Regions from separate parts of the Mus musculus genome. Here region 1 is linked to region 2. The links are chromatin loops, found by intact Hi-C in ENCODE. Cell type or tissue: heart. All regions are shown on one strand. Each heading gives the region's core, and the rest is flanking DNA. Links, peaks and the distances in the headings are about the cores only.

Region 1 (10,013 bases), core at 1,177-9,176, 140 kb after region 2:
TAAAGGGGAGGGCAAAGGTGATGGAAGAGAGATAATGGATGGACTGTGGCCAAAGAACATTGTATATCTATGAGACTTTGAAAGAATAAGTCTTAGAAAGAGAATATTATGTTCAACAAAGTATGTTATTAGCTGTTGTTTAAATTTTTCAGTGGCTAACTACTAGCATTTTTTTTTCTGGTCCATAACAAAGTAATAATTATGTTTGTGGCCCAACTTCAAATGCTGTATTCCCAGCTATTTGCTGTGAGTGTTGACTGATCCTTGTAATCCCAGTATATAAAGGATACAGGCAGGCCAGCTGCTGCAGCCTTGTTAGGAAAAGTGCATTATGGGAGGCAGTTAGGTTTTGAGAGTACATGCTCCTGCCCTATGTCCAGGTTACTCCCTCTGCTTGTGCTTGTGGTAAAGGATGTGAGTATTCAATTTCCTTCTCTGGCTGCCATGCCTGCTGCCATGCAGTTCTGCCATCACGCACTCTAACCTTTGTACCCATAAGCCAAAGTAAATGGTTTTATAAGTTGCCTTGGTTGTGGTGTTTTATCACAGCAATAGAAAACTAGGGTAAGCATGGTTTCAGATATTTTTTGAAAACTTGTGCTGAGCTTGGAAGTAAATTTATCATATTGTGTTATGGAAGTCGTTATTCCTGCAATTCTAGTACCAGCTGCTATTTCTAAAGCGACCAAGAGTGGCATGACCTGAACTGCCCTCTTATGTTGGGCAGCTATCATATCTACAACTGGGATTGGTAGGGGCTCATTTCCCTGGATTACTCCCAGTTCAGGGAAAAGGAGTACCAACATGCAAACTCCTGACTGACAGAAACGAGTACTAAGAGAGTGGGATATTGCTGGGATGAACTTGACCATGTGGTTTTATTTTGTGGGGCTAGGGGAATATTTATAGAAGGCTTTGGGAAGACTTGGGCTAGAAAACAAGATAAATTGTACTGTTTGTAGAGAAAAGGAGATCTAGGGAGCTTAACACTACAGCCAAGGCATGTGCTAGAGAGAAGATGTTTCACATAGTTGAGAAGTTTGCCTTGTACTGGAACAAAGGTAAAGGGTACTCTCTAGCCAAGACCTCACTCAGCAAAACTTCCAGCTTGTACAATAGCCTAAAGTCTTTTCTGATCCCAGAAAGTTACTGAATGAAAAAGTATTGCTGCTAATGTGATTCAAGTGACCCCATCCCTGGCTGGCAGCCACAGTGCCAGGTTTAGACTTGAAGGATACAAGAATGAAGTGTCACAGATCCTACCTCTGTGGCTTCTGAGAGCCTCTGAGGCCAGGCAACATGTGGTATGGAATTCTCTGCATGAAGATACTGAGAGAATAAGAGTCATGATAGGCCATTTTGTAGAGCTGTGAAAGGGAAGCTTGGGTTCCAGTGGAGACCACAAGATGTTGGAGATATCAACGCTATGAGAAAGCTGCCAAGGAGGTCAATAGAGAAGGACCAGCCTAAGAGAGAGATGCAGGCTACTGGCAGGAAAGCTGGAGGTGTGGAGCCCTTAACAGAAGACACGAAGCTACAGGATTTGGTGTTTTGTCCTGCTGGATTCTAGTCATAGTTTGGTCCATTATGTTCTTATTCCCCACTTGGACCTTTTGGGATGGCAATCTGTGCCATATATTGGAAATATGTGATTTGCCTTTTTATTTTACTGAAGGTTGAATTCTGTGATGCTTTGCATCTTAGAAGAGACTTTGGGCTTTTAAACAGTATTAAGACTGTGAAAGACTCCAGGGCATCTATGAAGACCGGGGAGTAGAGTGTGGTGGTTTGAATGGAAATATTTCCTACAGGCTCTAGTATTTGAACTCATGGTTTCCAGTCAGTAGTTCAGTTTGGGAATAGTTAGGTGGCACATCTTGCTGGAAGAAGTATGTCACTGAAAGTAGTAGAGAAAACACCTTTGTTTGCTCTCTTGGCTTCATGCTTGTGGTAAAGGATGTGAACTTTCCATTTCTTCCTATAGCCACCATGCTTGCTGTCTGCTGATATGCTGTCGCCATAACCTTCTGGAAATATCCCTTTGCCTCTGAGCCATTTCTCCCACACCTCATTTTTATTTGTGTGTGTGTGTGTGTGTGTGTGTGTGTGTGTAGCAAGTGCATACACATGCCCTTGCCATGGCATTTGGAGATCAAAGGACAATTTCTGGGAGTTGGTTTTTTTCCTTCCACTGTTAAGAGTTCTGGAAATGGTTGCAAGCCTCAATGGCTGAGCCGTGATGATGCACACCTTTAATCCCGACCCTTGGAGGCAGGGGCAGATGGATCTCTGTGACACTGAGGCCAGCCTGGTCTACAGAGTGAGTTCCAGGACAGCCAGGGCTACACAGTAAAACCTGTCTTGGAAAAAGAAAAAACCAGAGCAAAGAACAACAACAATAACAACAATGACAAAAAAAAAAAACCCAAACCAAAATACACACACACACACACACACACACACACACACACACAGAGAGAGAGAGAGAGAAAGAGAGAGAGAGAGAGAGAGAGAGAGAGAGAGAGAGATGGAATTCAGGTTATCAAGCTATAAAGCTTAGTGGAAGATAACTTTATCTACTAAGTCCAGCTTCTCAAATTTGGCACTGGCCCCAAAGTCCTGGTGTTTTGTCCGTATTGTACTACTGTCTGTTGAAATGCTTGCCTTCCCCTCAGTTACTACACATGTATTCACCCAGTTTACAGATTGAAGTCTAGGTCCACTTCTTTGAAGCATTTCATGACTTAATGAGATAGCACTGACCTTGGTCTCCTTTGTGCTAAAATAATATTACAAACAGAAGTTTAATTGTTTGGATAGAAAGTTTATTTAATTGAGAACTGTATTTGGAAATAAAGCTTTGAACCAGAGAAATAATAAGAGGAGGCAATGATAAGCAAAACCAAGTTGAAGATTTGTATTCATGAATACACCATGATATTTTAGCAAACAATACGGTAATAATTCACATATAGCTGTTATTATGATTTTAAAAACTTCTTAACCCTTTCCAGATGGAAGTAAAATGATCACAGAGAGAAATATAAATATACATTATGGTCTTGTTATATCACGTTTTATGTGGGTGCATTGTTTTGAGAACAATTCTTTCCCTGGGAAGATGTAAACAAATACCCAGCCTCTTTATAAAGCAACAACAATAAATCAAAGCAAAATCCCCAGGTCCGACTTAGGGCACTCTAAGTTTATTCAGCTTACTTCAGAGCATGGGTGAAGGGTTCCTTACAGGAGTAAGTGCCTAGGGCATCTGCACGGCCAGAAAGTTTCACTGCAGCATGGATGATGACATGACTTCTCCATGGCTGCATAGACAGAGTTCCCCTTTCAGCTAACCTTCCACAGTCCACATACCCCAATGCCTTTTGAGATCAGAAATTTGTATGTAAAACAAATTGCCAAAAGGTACTGGAGGAAACAGCACAATTTTCACTGCAGGGAGATCATACTAAGCAAATGGTGAGCTACTGGATCAGGAACAAGTTGAATTTTCTTAAACATTTTAGACAGAGTAGACAATAAATCATATCCAGGAGTAATGAGGAAATAGCTAAACTTACCTCAGATTCTTTTCTACATTTGGAAAGCAAGCATACGTGGCAACGATGGCCTGAAGAGGTTATTGCCCACAAGAAAATATATAATCATGACTACAAGATAGCATAGTCTATCCTTTATCTGAAGAAAAAGCAAAGCTCACACGTGGGACAGACTTGAACAGTTAATAGACATCCCCTGGCTGTGTTGCTACTTATCCTACTTATCCATTACAGATTTATCTCTGAGCAAGTAAAACTTTCGTAAGCTCAGGAATTTCCACTTCAGATATTGGGCAATCTTCTGGTCACTTCCTGTCATGAGTCAGCCCTTTTTATTGTTACAGAAGTAGCTGTTTACATCATTTGCTAAAGTAAATAAAGGTAAGGAAAAATGGAGGTAGAGGGGACACCATAAGCACTGCAGATCACTACAGACGTTAGGTTTTGTTATATTTTAAAGACAAAGTCTTCAGGTTGGTAGCCCAGGCTCCCTTTGCACTCTCTCCACAGCTGAGGACAGAGCTCCTGATCCTCTGCCGCCCAGGTGCTGAAATTGAGCGGTACCATTATCTGATCTCTTTGCAAACCTTTAAAAGTTTTGTAACTAACGTCTCCTAACAAATTCTCAACGTCTTTGCACATTTCTAAGTATTCAGCCATAGTATTATTTTATTGTCTACGTGGCATTTAGATGTTTCCCCAAACGACCTCGGTTTCTTGGTGACATTCTGAAGAGTTCTATGAATATTTTCTACAGAGCTACCAGGGAGGCTACAGCTATAGGTCCTCCCCGGAATGTCCTGGGGAAATGACAGCCGCCCTTCTCTGGCAGCACAGGAATATCTAGGCATTATCGCTGTTGACTAGGTGAGGTTTCCCAAGCGATCAAAACAGGCTCTGAGGCTAGAGCGGGGCACTCACAACCCGGAACCCGGAGGAAGCTCTGGCCGGAGCGTCTGACCTCTGACATCAGGCACCGGGCGGAAACGCTGCGCTGCGGATGAGTGCGCATGCGCACTCGGTGGGCGCCCGCAAAGGCTTGTTTCAGGTAGTGACTGCAGTGTGCACCCGGGTTTCAGGGTAGGGGTGGAGGGCGTCGCGTGGCTGTGAATCCCTGAGAGCTCCTAACGCTGAGCTCGGGAAGTTACACCCGGCCTTCCTAATACGGCGGTGCTGGGCTGTGGCGGGACCGCCTGAAAGGTTATCTGCCCTACACGGAAGTAGATAAAGTGCACAAGGCAGAATGGGCCTGAGGCGGCCTCCTGTGCATTAATCTTAGAAATGCCACATGGACTCAGTCCACACTGTACAGTAATCTTCGGTGAGCCTGAAGAAGGATGCCCCCTGTAGGGTGGGTTGGCGTTGTAAAACCCAGTGAGCTAGCTATCAGTTGACAGTCTGAAGGACCTCATAGATTACAAATAAAAGTTAAGTCCAAGCGAGGGTTGCATTTCTCTGTGACCACAGTCACACCTAGGGTGTGTGTAAGATTCTACTGTCGTTTAAATGATGCTTGCTGTCTCTTGTGGTCTATTCCAGGAATGTGTTTCTGATCTTCTGAATTTCAACCATGTTGTCAAAATGCTTGCAACATTTTCTAAAAGCCACAATCTCCCATCCATATCCAGCGTCATATTCTTGGTTAATAAGCAAACACAGATTTTATGGAACTGTGCCAGCAGCCATGTTGCGCAGACGAGTTGTCATCACAGGCATTGGCCTAGTGACACCACTTGGCGTTGGGACTCAACTAGTTTGGGATCGGCTTCTCCGAGGAGAAAGTGGAATTGTTTCTGTGGTTGGTGATGAGTACAAGAATATCCCTTGCAGTGTAGCTGCTTATGTACCAAGAGGTCCACATGAAGGTCAGTTTAATGAAGAAAACTTTGTGTCCAAATCAGATGCCAAGTCCATGTCTTCTTCCACCATCATGGCTGTTGGGGCAGCAGAGTTGGCCCTGAAAGACTCCGGCTGGCATCCGAAACGAGAAGCAGATCAGGTGGCTACTGGCGTTGCCATTGGCATGGGCATGGTTCCTCTTGAAGTTATTTCTGAAACTGCTTTGCTGTTTCAGACCAAAGGTTATAATAAAGTCAGCCCATTCTTTGTCCCTAAGATTCTGATCAATATGGCTGCAGGCCAGGTTAGCATTCGCTACAAACTCAAGGGCCCCAATCACTCAGTGTCCACAGCCTGCACCACAGGTGCACATGCTGTGGGAGACTCCTTTAGATTCATAGCCCATGGTGACGCAGATGTGATGGTGGCTGGGGGCACAGACTCTTGCATTAGTCCATTATCTCTCGCTGGGTTTTCCAGAGCCCGGGCTCTGAGCTCAAACCCAGATCCTAAGCTAGCCTGCCGGCCGTTTCATCCAGAGAGAGATGGTTTTGTCATGGGTGAGGGAGCTGCTGTGCTGGTGCTGGAAGAACATGAGCATGCTGTTCAGAGAGGAGCTCGGATCTACGCAGAAATTTTGGGTTATGGACTCTCGGGTGATGCCGGTCACATAACTGCCCCCGATCCCGAAGGAGAAGGTGCTTTAAGGTAAAGAACGGTTGTTCTGTTCAAAATATATTTTCCTCTTAAGATACTATATTAAGGCACTATTGGAACTTCAAATTAAAAAAACATTACCTGGTCTTGGTGTATAGTATATATTCTCTTAGATCAAAGGCTTTTTAAAAATTCTTTGCTTGAAATGATTGAAAACATTTGAAAATATTTAAACAAAAATTGAATGGACTTTAGTTAGAGCCAATAGAGTTGTGTCTTTGCTAGCTTCTTATACCCCACCTTCTGTTTGGAAATCATGAGTGTGCTCCCTTCCTCAGCCTCCCTCTGAACACTTATCAGACCTGGAGAATAGAGATAGATGTGTCTAGGTATATTCTGTTCTTTTCAAATCTTTTCAAAGCAGCATTTCTTAGCCCTGAATCACCCAGGAGTCTTGTTAACATGCCAGTTCTGACTGCGGATCTAGATTGATGCTTAAGACTCTACATTTCTAACTAGCTCCAGTCTAAAGACCACACTTTGAAAAAAAGTCCTTGATTATATGATGCCATCTAAGCTTAAACTGTATTATGTTTTATCCAATTAAATCAGCCAGAAGTTTAGCAGGCTTTCCTATAAAGGGACAAAAACTAGCTACTTTTAGCTTTGTGGATCATAGGGTCTTTGCTGTGACACTGATCTTATACAAGCTACTCAGATGAACAATCTCCTGTTATTAAACTTTATTTGATAATTTTCTTCTCTTACCAGATGCATGGCTGCTGCTGTAAAAGATGCAGGCGTATCACCTGAGCAGATATCCTATGTCAACGCACATGCCACTTCCACACCACTGGGTGATGCCGCTGAGAACAGAGCCATCAAGAGGCTCTTTAGGGACCATGCTTGTGCCCTTGCCATATCCTCCACAAAGGGAGCCACTGGGCATCTTCTGGGTGCTGCAGGGGCAGTTGAGGCAACTTTTACTGCACTGGCTTGTTACCACCAGAAACTCCCACCAACTTTAAACCTGGATTGTACAGAGCCTGAATTTGATCTCAATTATGTTCCACTGGAGTCACAGGAATGGAAAGCTGAGGGTCGGTGTATTGGACTCACCAATTCCTTTGGGTTTGGTGGTACTAATGCAACTCTTTGTATTGCTGGCATGTAAACACTGGCTTTTAATGGTCATAAATTTATAAATATTATATATGTAGATATGTCTTATATCAATATCCAATGACTTTAGCACAATTGGTATTTGTATAGTTCTTTGGTAGGGAACAGGGTGCCCAGTACTTGTTATTTTATAGCATCTTGGTGTCTCCATTGAGATTTCAGTGGCAACTAGTGACAACCAGAAATGTCTATGGAGGACAGAATAACCTGCACACAGAACCATTGATTTATGTTTTTCTAGTGCACGATTTCATCCATCATGGTCCTTTTCAGATATTTATTTAGAGACCAGCTTCTCTGAGCAAGGCTGTGCTGCTCCATGGTGTAACTAACTCTAGGGTCACCACTGTTGTACAGCATATAAACAGGACTACAATACAAGTACTCCTATTTGTATCACCACTCAGCATCCCTTTAGGACAGCTGTCAGCCAGTGATTCACCCCTGACCCATGTAGTGTCCTTGGTGGAATTTCCCCAAGCTCCCAAGATTTCAGTTCTCTGAAGGAGGAAGTAAAACAGGATTTCCTTTTTCTTGCCTGTTCTTGACCGACCTCCCTCCCTTCCTTCCTTCCTTTCTTTCCTTCCTTTCTTCGTCATCTTTTTTTCGCCTTCTTTGAGACATGGTTACTCAGGTAACCCTAGCTGTCTTGGAACTCACTCTATAGACCCTGGCTGACCTTGATCTCTATAGGGATTTGCCTGCCTCTGCCTCCTAAGTGCTGCAATTAAAGGTGTACACCAGCATAGCCTGGCTGGTTTGGCTTTTCTCATTCTAGATATGTTTGTGATGTGGTGAATGGACATAAAGATCTTTGGAAAAAACTCTTGTTAAGTTAGGCCAGCTCCTCTCTAACTTCTAACTTTGTGACTGTGACAATGTTCTCCAAGCTTCCTACTACTAGGGTAGCAAGTTCTTCAGAGGTGACAGCCATCCAGGAAAGCATTTGGTAGGCAGGGCTTTTATCTCTTCTGAGTAAGTGTTTTCATGTCTATGCAGGTCCACAATGATATGGAGCTTCAGTCAAGTGCCTACATTTCCTGGGCTCAGTAACACCTTTAATGGCTTTCTGTCCTTGTACTGTTTAATGATTTTTATTCCAATTCCATGACAAACTGCCTTTTGGCCTCTGCTTTCTTAGTGGCACACACACACACACACACACACACACACACACACACACACACAGTGTGAGAGAAAGGGAGATAGTAAAAAAGGAGATAAATGGCTATATGCCTATGTGCCTTTCTGCAGAATGGGGAGCAGTCTCACATTTTACTTAAAACTTTTTGTTCTTGTTTTAGTTTTTTTAAAAAAATAATGTGTATGAGTGTTTTCCCTGAGGAGCAGAAGATGGCCTAGTCAGCCATCATTGGGAAAGAAAGGCCCCTTGGTCGTGCAAACTTTATATGCCTCAGTATGGGGGAATGCTAAGGCCAAGAAGTGGGAGTGGGTGGGTAGGGGAGTGGGGGAGGAGGGTATGGGGGACTTTTGGGATAGCATTGGAAATGTAAATGAAGAAAATACCTAATTAAAAAAAGAGCTAAAAAAAAGGCAAAAACAATGAGAGGATTGTTGTGTATACTGTACATGCATCCTTGGGAAGAGCACTAGCTAATAATGCAATCAGCACATACAATGGTGAGCCTCTCCCTACGGTAAATGTCATTTAAACATTGTCAACAATTATATCTCCTTTCAAAACTGTTGCCTGTAAAATGATTGAAAAGCACTAAGTAGACTATATCAGAATGGGAATGAAATCTAGACAGTGTGATTCTTTTCAAGCTGTGGTCACACAGTTAAGGGGAAACAAAGCTGGGAAAGAAAAATTATTAATTTTAAAATTCACTATTTGAATGTAACAATATTGTATGAACTCAAAAATGTACTTTAAAAGGAAGAAATTGTTTTTAATGTGTAATTCATGGTTGGTGAATGAAATTTTTATTTTTGGTACAATAATATAAATGAAAATAAAAATGTTGTAAGATAAACAACAAAAAAAGTCTTCATCAGCTGATTCTGCCAGCTGTGTTTGAGATTCTCCCTTCTGCTATACATCATGCACAGCAGTTTTCCTTTTGATTCTTTAACTGGCAGAGAAAATGAAACCAATCAAAACCCCTAGATGGCCAGGTGTGGTGGTGCACGCCTTTAATCCCAGCACTTGGGAGGCAGAGGCAGGCAGATTTCTGAGTTCGAGGCCAGCCTGGTCTACAAAGTGAGTTCCAGGACAGCCAGGGCTACACAGAGAAACCCTGCCTCGAAAAATTTAAAAAAAAAAATTAAAAAAAAAAACAACAACAACCCTAGATGGTAATGTCAGTCACCTCGACCATCATCTTGGTAGGTCTTGGTGGTCTCCCAGGTGGCAAAACCCAAGATTTTATTCCTGAGCAATGTGAGCCATTGGTGTTAGTCATCTGTTTCACACATAAGTGTGGGGGCCAGAGTTTAGATTCCCAGTATCCATGTACATACCAGGCAACCGTTGCCTGCCTGTAATTTGAGCATGTGGTTACAAACACTTCAGTTTGAGACCCTGCCTATTCAGTTCTTTTTAAGTGTTCGTTGGTCACAGATACTGAACCTGTGTGACAGTTCTGAGGTTCTGCCTTGTGTATGTGTCATAAGACACTAGAATGCAGACTTGAGGGACTTCCACAAGCTATGCAAGTAACCCGTGGATATTGTTAGATCCATTTCTGCCACTTTTGTTAGCCAGATGCATCTTGTGTGTGCTTTGGAATAGCTAGTGACTAAGACTTGTTAATG
Region 2 (10,013 bases), core at 1,365-9,364:
AAAAATTGCCTTAAAAAGCTAATTAGCCAAACATGTGGTAGGCATTCTAAAATACCCAGCAATAGTCAATATATTAACTAGGTCATATAAAATGGAAAGAGCCAAATTCTACGCATGAAAAATAAATCTATTTCAGAATAAGCCCAGAATAGCACTAAGGTCCTGAACACCTTACAAGGATGTAAGAAAAAGAAAAATAAGAAAAGATGGATAAGTTCTCTTAACAACTAAAACCAACAGTATCCAAGAAAAATGGTCAAGCAAGTACTCTCTGAGAAAATGGGCACAAAGGACAGAAGAGAAAGAAAATAGCCAAGTCCAACACAGCAGGAAGACAACAAGGCAGTAGAAGCATATATAATACAAATTGGGAATTGCCTAAATAAAACAACTTAGCATAAAAGAAATTAAACTTATACTTACGGATCAATAGAAACCTTAATACAGGTCATGTTCTTGTCCCTCTGCTTGTTGTCAGCAGCATTAACTACAAGATGAAAATATCACAATGAATGATAAAGCATATAGGGTCCACTTTTCCTTCCAGGTCCCTCTAGTCTTACTAAAACTTGATATGCCAAGAGTGGTTGAAATCCATGGGAGGCCTCCCCTTTTCTGAGAAGAAAAGGAGGAGGGCAGGTGGAGGGAGGGTAGTGAGATGGAGGGACTAGGAGGAGAGGAGGGAGAGAAAGCTGTGATTGGAAAGGAAAATAAATAAATAACCCATTAATAAAAACTAATTTTTGAAAGAAAAAAAAGCATACAGGGTCATATCAACTTATGGACACATTCTATGTACATTCCAACTTAGTAGCAATATCTATAAGTGGTAACAGTCGATCACTGTTAACTTCAACTATAAAAATATTGTTTGCTAAATAAAACTAAGTTTTACTCAGTAATTCTAAATTACTATTATATTACAGCAAACACACAAAAAGATGTGTGTGTGCAAACACACACAAGGCAGGGGGTGTTTATGGACCTACAAATATACAAAAAAGAACAAAAGTAAATCTACTTAAAAGTAAAACATAGGGTTTACTTTATATCTTAGTGACAGTTACCATGTCTTAGTCTCCTTTAATAAACTAATGATTTTATATACATACATATTAAACTAGTTTTTTTTAACCGAAGTCTTTTTTTAACTGAAGTCTTTAATGCCCTTATGATTCAAAATTCTAAATCTTAAACTCATTGTAAAAATACTTTTCTTTATATAATTAGTTTCTCAAAACCTTACAAAGACCCTCAGTTTCCAGATTTTAAGACTATGTAATAGGCCTAAATAGTAGAGGCCAGCATAAATGCAAAGGATAACTGGGTTTACTCCATTACTTTTCTGAAGGACTTATACAGGAGAAAGCTCAGAAATTAACGAAATCAGTCTAAGAAACCTCAAACTATATTAGTGAGGTGAGCAGAGAAAGCCCAAGGCTAAAAGCATTTATAAAGCATAAGCATTGCCTGAGTCAGGTGGCATAGCCACTGACTGCAATTATATTAATCATAGATTGGGAAGGAACCAGAGGTGACTAAGCTACCCAACAGAAACACCTAATCAGTTGGTGAGAAAACTACATTTACACGTCCTATCTCCAACTCACACACTCTACCAAGATAAGGCCTTGCATTCTCCCTATGTAACATGCTTCTGAAATAACCATGATACTAATAAAACCCAGATAAGGGCAGAGTACAGGCTCTCTATGGAATATGAATGCAACACACTAACTTCACACATGAAAAAAATCAGAAAAACATTAAGAAGCAAAGAAATACAAAACCATTATAGTTGCATATCATTTTTTCTGAAAAACATATTTAACATACATACTTATTATCAATTAATATTATTTATCCTAATGTTACTTTTTATATATCATACATTATTGGTTTTTTACATATTTGCCTATATTTTAAAATAAAAACCAGCAAAATACTTTATAAATTATACTGCAAGACTTGCAGTACATGGGGAATACACAGACAGAAATACATGCATTACATCCTAAATAAGTACTCACCCAAAATTTCATCAAAGATCTTGTATAAGCCTGGAACAAAGGTGACCTCCCTGCAGTTCATCCCTACATCTTCATCATACACCCACATTAGCTGTGTCAGGAGAATGATTCAAAACAGTTTTATTACACCACAAATTCTTAACTCCAAGTTTATATACCATAAACCCACACACTCAACAAGTTACGTTGATACACATCTATAATCTCAACACTCAGAGAAAGCTGAGGAAAGACAACTACCACAATTTGATGCTAATCTGGGCTACATGCAAATCAATGCTAGTCAGAACTACAAAGTAAAACCCAGTCTCAAAAACAAAACAAAACAACAACAACAAAAAAAAAACCAGTAAAACAAAACAAAATCAAATACAAACAAAGAAAACTAAAAATCCATATTGTCAGTTACTCTATTTAAAACAGGCATTCAAAGTAAACCTGAAGTCAAGTCCTGTAGTCTCACAATAAACTTAAATAACTAAAATTGAAAAGTTGTTCAAGTTGCATTGCTTGTATTTTATTCACATGTAGGTCAGCTGTAATATAAGTCTGTAACTCAGTAACAGTTTGTGCTGAGCCAAGTATAAGGCGCTGGGCTCAATCCCCAGTGTCCAACAAAACACCTCTAACTTCAGTTTCTCTGCTCGTTTCATAAAGAGTTAAGAGTCCTAATTCTAACCATTCTACAGCAGATGGGAACCCCAAATCAAATTCTTAAGGCCTAGAAATTTCTGTTCTCTGTCAACAACTATGGATCCCTAGAAATAATACCTACATAATGTTTAAAATAATGAAGAACATTTATTTACTTTCTACTTTCACTTCAAAATTTATCTATATTCTATAGAAAAATATAGCAGAGTAAAACAATAAAAGTCTAACTTTGGACTTCCCAAAAATGTTAAATCAAGCAGAATAATATATGTAAGCCAAAGCCACAGTAAACATAAATAAATCAGCTCTAGAAGGTATCACTATTGAAGTAAACCACAGCACACACTATGTTAAACTTTTAACCAATTCTTATGGCACCATTTTATTCTACACTTTTATATTCTGATGTCCTTATCTCCATAAGCAATGAACAGATTTCCAGTTCTCCTAGGTCTCTCTCAGGGTTCATCTTGGTTAGGTTTGTTTGGTTTTCTTGTTTGTGAGTTTCAGGCCCAGAGTCTCGCGCATTGTCTTAGCTCCTCTGTCCTTCTTAATCATGATCATAAACAGACATAAAGTCGCAGACTTACAAACTACATAACCATGCCTTTATTAAAATATTTAAAAAGAAGATATGCATATCCTCTAATCTCAATCAATTTTAGCAAGTAATTACCTGTGTCAGTGGCTCCACTGATCCAATGTATGTATCAGGACGAAGGAGAATGTGCTCCAGTTGGGTCTTCTTCTGGTACACTCTCTCAACAGACAACTTCTTAGTAGAGTCATTTTTGTTTGCTGTCTCCAACTCTTCCTTTTTTGTAGCATTGTTCTGTTAGAAAAATCATCTAAATTAAATTTAAATATCCTAAACCAAGGGGCAAACAAAAATGTATATGGAGACATGACCTGGGATCCATCTTTCAGTCTTACTAATGTTACCTATCACTAGCACTTAGACAACCTTATACTGATCAGAATTAGTAGAGCAGGTCCCAGCTCTCTAAGATATCAAGGTAATGTTTTGTGTTCCCCAAAACTTCCCAAAGGATTCACGTTGCTGTCAGGTTACAGAATCAGAATAAAAACTGAATGGCTCTGAGGGTCACACAAAATAGTCGATGTAGTTAATAAATACAATATGGCCAAGATTATCATGGTTAGAAAGTGCTCAGGTTGCTCATCTTAGTAGATCATGCCAGTTTCAGTTGAGGTTGACCTAATACTAAAGCATCTATAGATTCATTCCTCTGCCAGTTCCAATGATATAGAGCTAAGTAATGGTAACTATTTCTACAACATCTGAGAACCAAACCAAACTTCTAAGTCTAAAGACTCCCCCTTTTCTTCACAGCAACAGAGCATTTCCTTCTTAGATTAGTCAGCTTTGGGGAATGCTGACTAATATGGCATCTTATTAATAAAGGAAATTAGGATGGCCTATTTTCAGTTTCTTAATATAAACATAATATCATGTCATAAATTAAATCTTTAAAATGTCACTATATATGTTGCAAAATAAAAATCTATGCCTTTTGAGTAATCTAAACAAACATACCAAAATAGGACTTGTAACAGAAAAACCTTAGGGAATTCAAATATTAACTGTAATTTCTTAAGGTCATGAATTTATTTATATATATATATATAGGCACTTAATAATGTTTAAAATACTAATTTTACTGAATTTTGCTATAGTCATATTTTCTTTCATTTATATACTTATCTATTAATAGTGCTAATTCACTTAAAAATAGCTTTGTACAAAAGAAAATAATTCCATAAGGTTTCCATACTCTATTTCTGTCAAGAGTTTGATGATAAACTAAATGGCCAAAAAGATGAACTATTACAATGGTTTTTTTGTTTGTTTGTTTGTTTGGTTTTTGTTTTTTTTGGGGGGGGGTTGTTTTTTTGGTTTTTTTTTTTTTTTTTTTTTTGGTTTTTGAGACATGGTTTCTCTGTATAGCCCTGGCTGTCCTGGAACTCACTTTGTATACCAGGCTGACCTTGAACTCAGAAATCTGCCTGCCTCTGCCTCTGCCTCCCCAGTGTTAGAATTAAAGGCGTGCACTACCACGCCCGGCTTACGATGTTTATAGCAATAAACTATTTGTAAAATGCATACTGTGATGGGATTGTCAATCTAATGAAATGTAGAATAACCTAGAAGACAAAATTTGTGGATGTATCTGTGAGGATGTTTCAAGAACAGTTTAACAAAAATGGAAAAAAGCTACCCTGACTGTGAGCAGCTTATGTAAAGTAAATACACTAGGAGAAAACAAGGACATCACCAGCACTATGCTTCCTGAATGCACATGTAATATGATCAATCAGCTTGCAGTATGGCCTGGTCCCACAGTTAGAGCCACTCTCACACCTGTCTTCCCCTCTGAACTGCCCAGAGTTACCCCCATTTTGTCCTGGATTTAACTAACATCTCCCAACTGGGAACATTTTCATGTAGCTGCAGCTACCATTTTGGTGGTCCATTGTTTACAAGGTAATTATTGTCTGTTGTAATCAAATGAACTGGACCCTCCACTCTAATCTCTGTCCTCTTCAAGCTTTGTTCTCAGGTATTTTATCACAGCAAAGAGAGAAGTAATAACCTATACAGGTCCTCAGAATAGTTAGCACAAAGATCATAATCACTAAAATCATTCTCTAATTACTTTAAAATGTGAGACATATTAATTCAAAGGAAGGTAATTTTCTATCAATAACTTAGAAAGGCGTCTCAATGCATGTGACTATTGGCATAAAGGTTGCAAACCTATAACAAGCACATAGGGAAAAAAAACTTTCTCATCAAGTTTATAACTCTAAAACATACATCAAAATGAAAATATTTTCAATATTAAGTCAACCTGAAGTCAGTGTCTACATAATTTAGATTTTGAAATTTGCCTTAGGAGTTTTTGCTAAACTGCACTGATAACTGGAGATGGACAGCATCTCAAAACATTTTCAACAAGTTAACCACATTCCTGCACCTTCTTAACAAATGGTTGCCACCACCACCACCCTACCTTCTATCTACTCCCAAATGGATATAAGAGAAAAAGAGGTGAGAATCTAACCTATCAAGTTCAAAGAATTAAACCTTAAAAATCAGAACACATAGTTTAATGTCAACAAGACTGAAGTTTAGGAAACCCCAAACCCCCTTCCCTACTGAAACACAGACTAAACTGTAATAAATGAATCACTCGTCCTTGTAAGAAATCCAGAGACTGCTTAAGAGGTCCTGTCTCTTGAGTGAAAAATACAAAACCACATCCACGCCCAGGAGCCCTCTCTGCAAGGCAGGACGGGAGGAAATGCAACTTCTTTCCCAGAGTTTTCCCTTCAAAGGGAAAGTAGAAGTGCTACCACAGGGACTGTTTGCTGTCTTTCTTGAATCTAGCACTGGCAACAGTAGCTGAACTGAGAACAAAGGAAATCAAAATGATTTAGTCCAGCACCCAGAGTCTGTAGTTCTAAGGATAGACATTAGGTGGAGCTCTAGTACCATGGCTTATTACAGTGTGTGTGAGAGGACACAGTAGGGCAGAGGAGTTGCCCAGACTGTTCCCTAAATAAAGATACAGACAATGCTCTTCCATGAACAAGCCCAGAGACGCTACACCCCTAGAAATGGCTTGCAAAGTCTCGTGACTCTCTGAATGGACTAACTAGCTGCAGAAACCACCCAGACTAGAACCAGACTGTTAAGAAGAGCTAACCCTGAGAGAAAGCAACACAAATAAATAAAAGGGGAAGCACACACACACACACACACACACACACACACACACACACACACAAAACCTTCCAAGGGATAGACTTAAATCTCCATGGGCTGTGGGTGCTCCCATCTGTAATCCTAGAACTTGAGAAATTAAGGCAGAAGGACTGCTATAAATAAAGTTTAGACTAGGCTTAGAGAAGATGTTGAGGGGAGGGGAGAAGAGTGGAGGGAAAGGAGGGGAGGGGACAGGAGAAGACAGGAGAGAAAGAGAAAAGGAAAAAATAATGGTAACAAGAAGATAAAGGAAAGGGAGAGATGGAGGTAAGAAGCAGCTCAGGGAACTGTCCAGATACACAACAAAACCAGAAAATCAGCAAAATAGTAAACAAAATGAGATAAACAGAAAATAAATGAAAAGACTCAAACATTGTTACTAAAACTGAAGAATAACTTAAAATATATGAAGACTCAACTTGGCCAATCACAAGAAAAAATAGTAACTATGAAGAAAGAAATGACAATGACAAAGGAACCACCAAAGAAAGAATTAAGAAAAATTAAAAGAACTTGACTCACAGGCTATCATCAGTCAAACAGAATGTTACACAATGTCTAAAGGAGAAGATAAAAATAGGAAGAACTTTCCAAATATGAGGAGAGAAATTGACAAATTTAAGAAGTTCACAGTCAAGCAAGCACAAACCTAAGGAACCTGTACTAAGATACATAATCAAACTGCCAACGCCATGGATAAGCCATAGGCCCATCCAGGGGGCAATGAGTTCAATTCCCAATCTCATAAAAAAAAAAGTCACGAGGGAGAGAATCCTGACAGCAATACAAGAAAACAATTCTCATATACTAAGGAGTTCTATTAGTTTCCCATCAGTTACTGCACAGATACAGACTAAAACGTTTTTTGTAAACTATTTAAGAATCAAAGAAGAAATCATAAAATAACTTAGGAAATATATGGGGATAAATAAAAGCAAAAAAAAAAAAAAAAGACGTCAAAACTTACAGGATCAAGACAAAGTGGTACCACATTTAAATTTTTAAAATGAAGATGCTGAACCAATAGCATACATTAAGAAACTATGCATAGAACTAAATCTAAAATTAATAGACAGGAGTCTATTAAGATTCAAGTCCCTCAGCCTTACTGTTGCCTCCCTTACAGAAGTTCCTTTGGCATGAGAATAAATTGGAAAAGAGAATGCTTACTAAAAAAAAAAAAAAAAAAGAGTCATCAAATAATATACACTATATACAATTAATACACTGCCTAAAATTCCAGAGGAGAAAGATCAACCAAAGGCCAAGTAACTAGTCATGTAGAGTGTACACATGATGGCTGTAGGAGCAGAAATGAGGAATGCCAGTGACTGAAGTGTTCATACAAGTAGTTAGACTGTATGCTACCTATCATACTTTATCTAGGACTTCATTACCATCTAATCACCAAGACCACTTCTGAGAGACTTGCCTCATTTGTAACCAAAATGGTCCCTGTTCGTTCTACCTGGACCTGAGGCAACTTAAACTAGGTTTGTCCTCAGTTGCAGCCAAGTGTAACATATGTACAATAAATCATGTCATTTTGACATCTCAGAGGAAAGATTTTTTTTAGATGCTTAAAGTCAATGAAAGCAAGAGTTGTGGTTTTTTGTTTTTTAAAATCAACAAAATACACAAATGTTTTTTATGGTTTAAGTGTGCAATTATCTCACACAGGCTCATGTTTCAAATGACAGTTCTCAAGCTACTAGTATTATATTGGGAGGATGTAGAACCTTGAGGAGGTGGGTACTAGCCTGCATAAACAGGTCAGTAGAAGCAGGCCACTAAAGGCTACACTTATTGGTACTAACCTCAGCCCTGAGAATGATTCTGTCACATACTCTGTGCGCCTCCCTGCTATAAAAGACTGAAATTTCTTAAAACCGTGAACCAAAGTAAATCTCCTCCGTGAAGCCGTTTCTGTCAGGTATTTTGGTCACAGCAATGCAAAAGTAACTCACTCTGAAACTGGAACCAGAGAAGCACAGTCACTGCTGTGTTTAAACCTGAATCTGGCTTAGTCTTGTTGAGCTGATTTATGGGAGCAAATTGCAAGAGGTTTGCTATGTAAACTAGAGAAATCCCAAAATGCTATAAGCAGAGCTTAATGGATACTTCAAGTAGAAGTTCAAAAAGATCAGAATGATAATAGAAAAGTAGACAGTGAAGTCTGAAACCAAAGTTTCAGGTGCAAACAAGGACTCTGTTGGAAATTGTAACCATTCCTGTTACAACTGGCAAAGAATTTCTGCATATTTTGCAGCATCCTGGTGTTGTAGACTGCTGCTTGTTTGTTATGCTCCCTCAGGAGTGCCCATATTCAGGTGTAGTCAGGTGAAATCTTAATTAGTCAGATAAGGCTTGAGCCTGTAATTGGGCAGTGGAAGGGAAGGTGGAGCTGAAAGTTTTAGAGAGGGGACAGAGAGACAGAGAGGAGGAAGATGGAGACAAGATGGAACCTAAAGAAGATGAACCAGATCTAAGTGGCCTAAAGAGCCACAGATAGTAATGGATACCATAGCAGGACAACTGAGTGACATAGGGTACATTTGCCCCATCTACTAAGTGTGTAGCATGTATTTATATCAATTGAGTTTTGAGTTCTTTATGTGGGTATTTTGGGGTTTTAAGAGTTACTGTTATAAATCAGAATGATAAATTACAAGCCTCTAGGGTTTTCATTTACTGGATTACTGGGATTTGTGACAGCTAGCCACAGGGGATAGATGACTTGGAAATGGGAAATTCAAGGGGTTCAGAGGTAGGCTAGCCTCAGAAGCCTGGGAAAACCTCGGCTTGCAGCTCCCAATTGGGGAGGGGAGACTGTGAAGACGGCATTAGCATGGAATTTATTTTTTTAATAATTACACGCTACATTCTGAAAATCTGAAGGAGGCTTAATTTAATGGACTAATAATTTAGCAGAGCAATTTTCAAAAAGGCAGAAATATTTGGGATGTGGCATGGTTGTTGCTAGCAAATTAATATTAGCCAGCCTTTCAAAGGAGGAAAAAAATGTGATTTGTCCAGAAAAGGAGCATTAGCAAAACCAAGAGCTCATAAGAGTTAAGAAGAGAGATTAGAAGTGTTAAATGAAACTAAGCAATTTACACACCAGGACGATAACAATTGTTGGCAAAACTCTACCCATCAGCTGGGCGGTGGTGCATGCCTTTAGTCCCAGCACTTGGGAGGCAGAGACAGGCGGATTTCTGAGTTCGAGGCCAGCCTCATCTACAAAGTGAGTCCCAGGACAGCCAGGGCTATACAGAGAAACCCTGTCTCAAAAAACAAAACAAAACAAAAAAACAAAAACAAAAACAAACAAACAAAAAACTCCACCCATCACAGGCTCCAGCATGCTGTGCTTACTTGGGCCCTCTAGAAAGTGTTTCGCAGGCTTAGCTGTCTAGGAACTCAAAGGCCACTACAGCTGTGGTCCAAAATGGCCAAGCTACATCTAAAACTATGATTCTGTTTTTACAAATATTCAGAATGTAGGGGCTACAGAATCATAGAATATCCCATCAAGA

The links. Hi-C counts contacts between places; a loop is a spot of excess contacts. Peaks named below come from ENCODE experiments on the same cell type or tissue, not always from the same donor. Only the 100,000 strongest peaks of a DNase experiment are listed, where the experiment ranks them.
Region 1: it touches region 2 in a loop (3-fold over the local background); 8 of 42 quality-filtered maps call a loop at or near these places.

What each region holds. Positions count from the first base shown.
Region 1 is chr14:16,237,882-16,247,894 of GRCm38, reverse strand. Oxsm (3-oxoacyl-ACP synthase, mitochondrial) reads left to right here and starts at 4,564. Exons shown (of 3, transcript NM_001359883.1): 1 at 4,564-4,605; 2 at 5,097-6,104; 3 at 6,825-9,243. The coding sequence starts at 5,128. The coding sequence ends at 7,227. In heart, for the core only: a CTCF peak has its summit at 4,883; a DNase peak (open chromatin) is centred at 4,554; H3K4me3 peaks cover 1,658 bases; H3K27ac peaks cover 2,203 bases.
Region 2 is chr14:16,376,565-16,386,577 of GRCm38, reverse strand. It overlaps Top2b (topoisomerase (DNA) II beta), which reads right to left. Exons shown (of 36, transcript NM_009409.2): 2 at 3,361-3,516; 3 at 2,031-2,121; 4 at 424-487. Among named protein-coding and RNA genes, the nearest start is that of Top2b, 16 kb to the right of the region's middle. In heart, for the core only: a CTCF peak has its summit at 6,183; no DNase peak of the experiment used is centred there.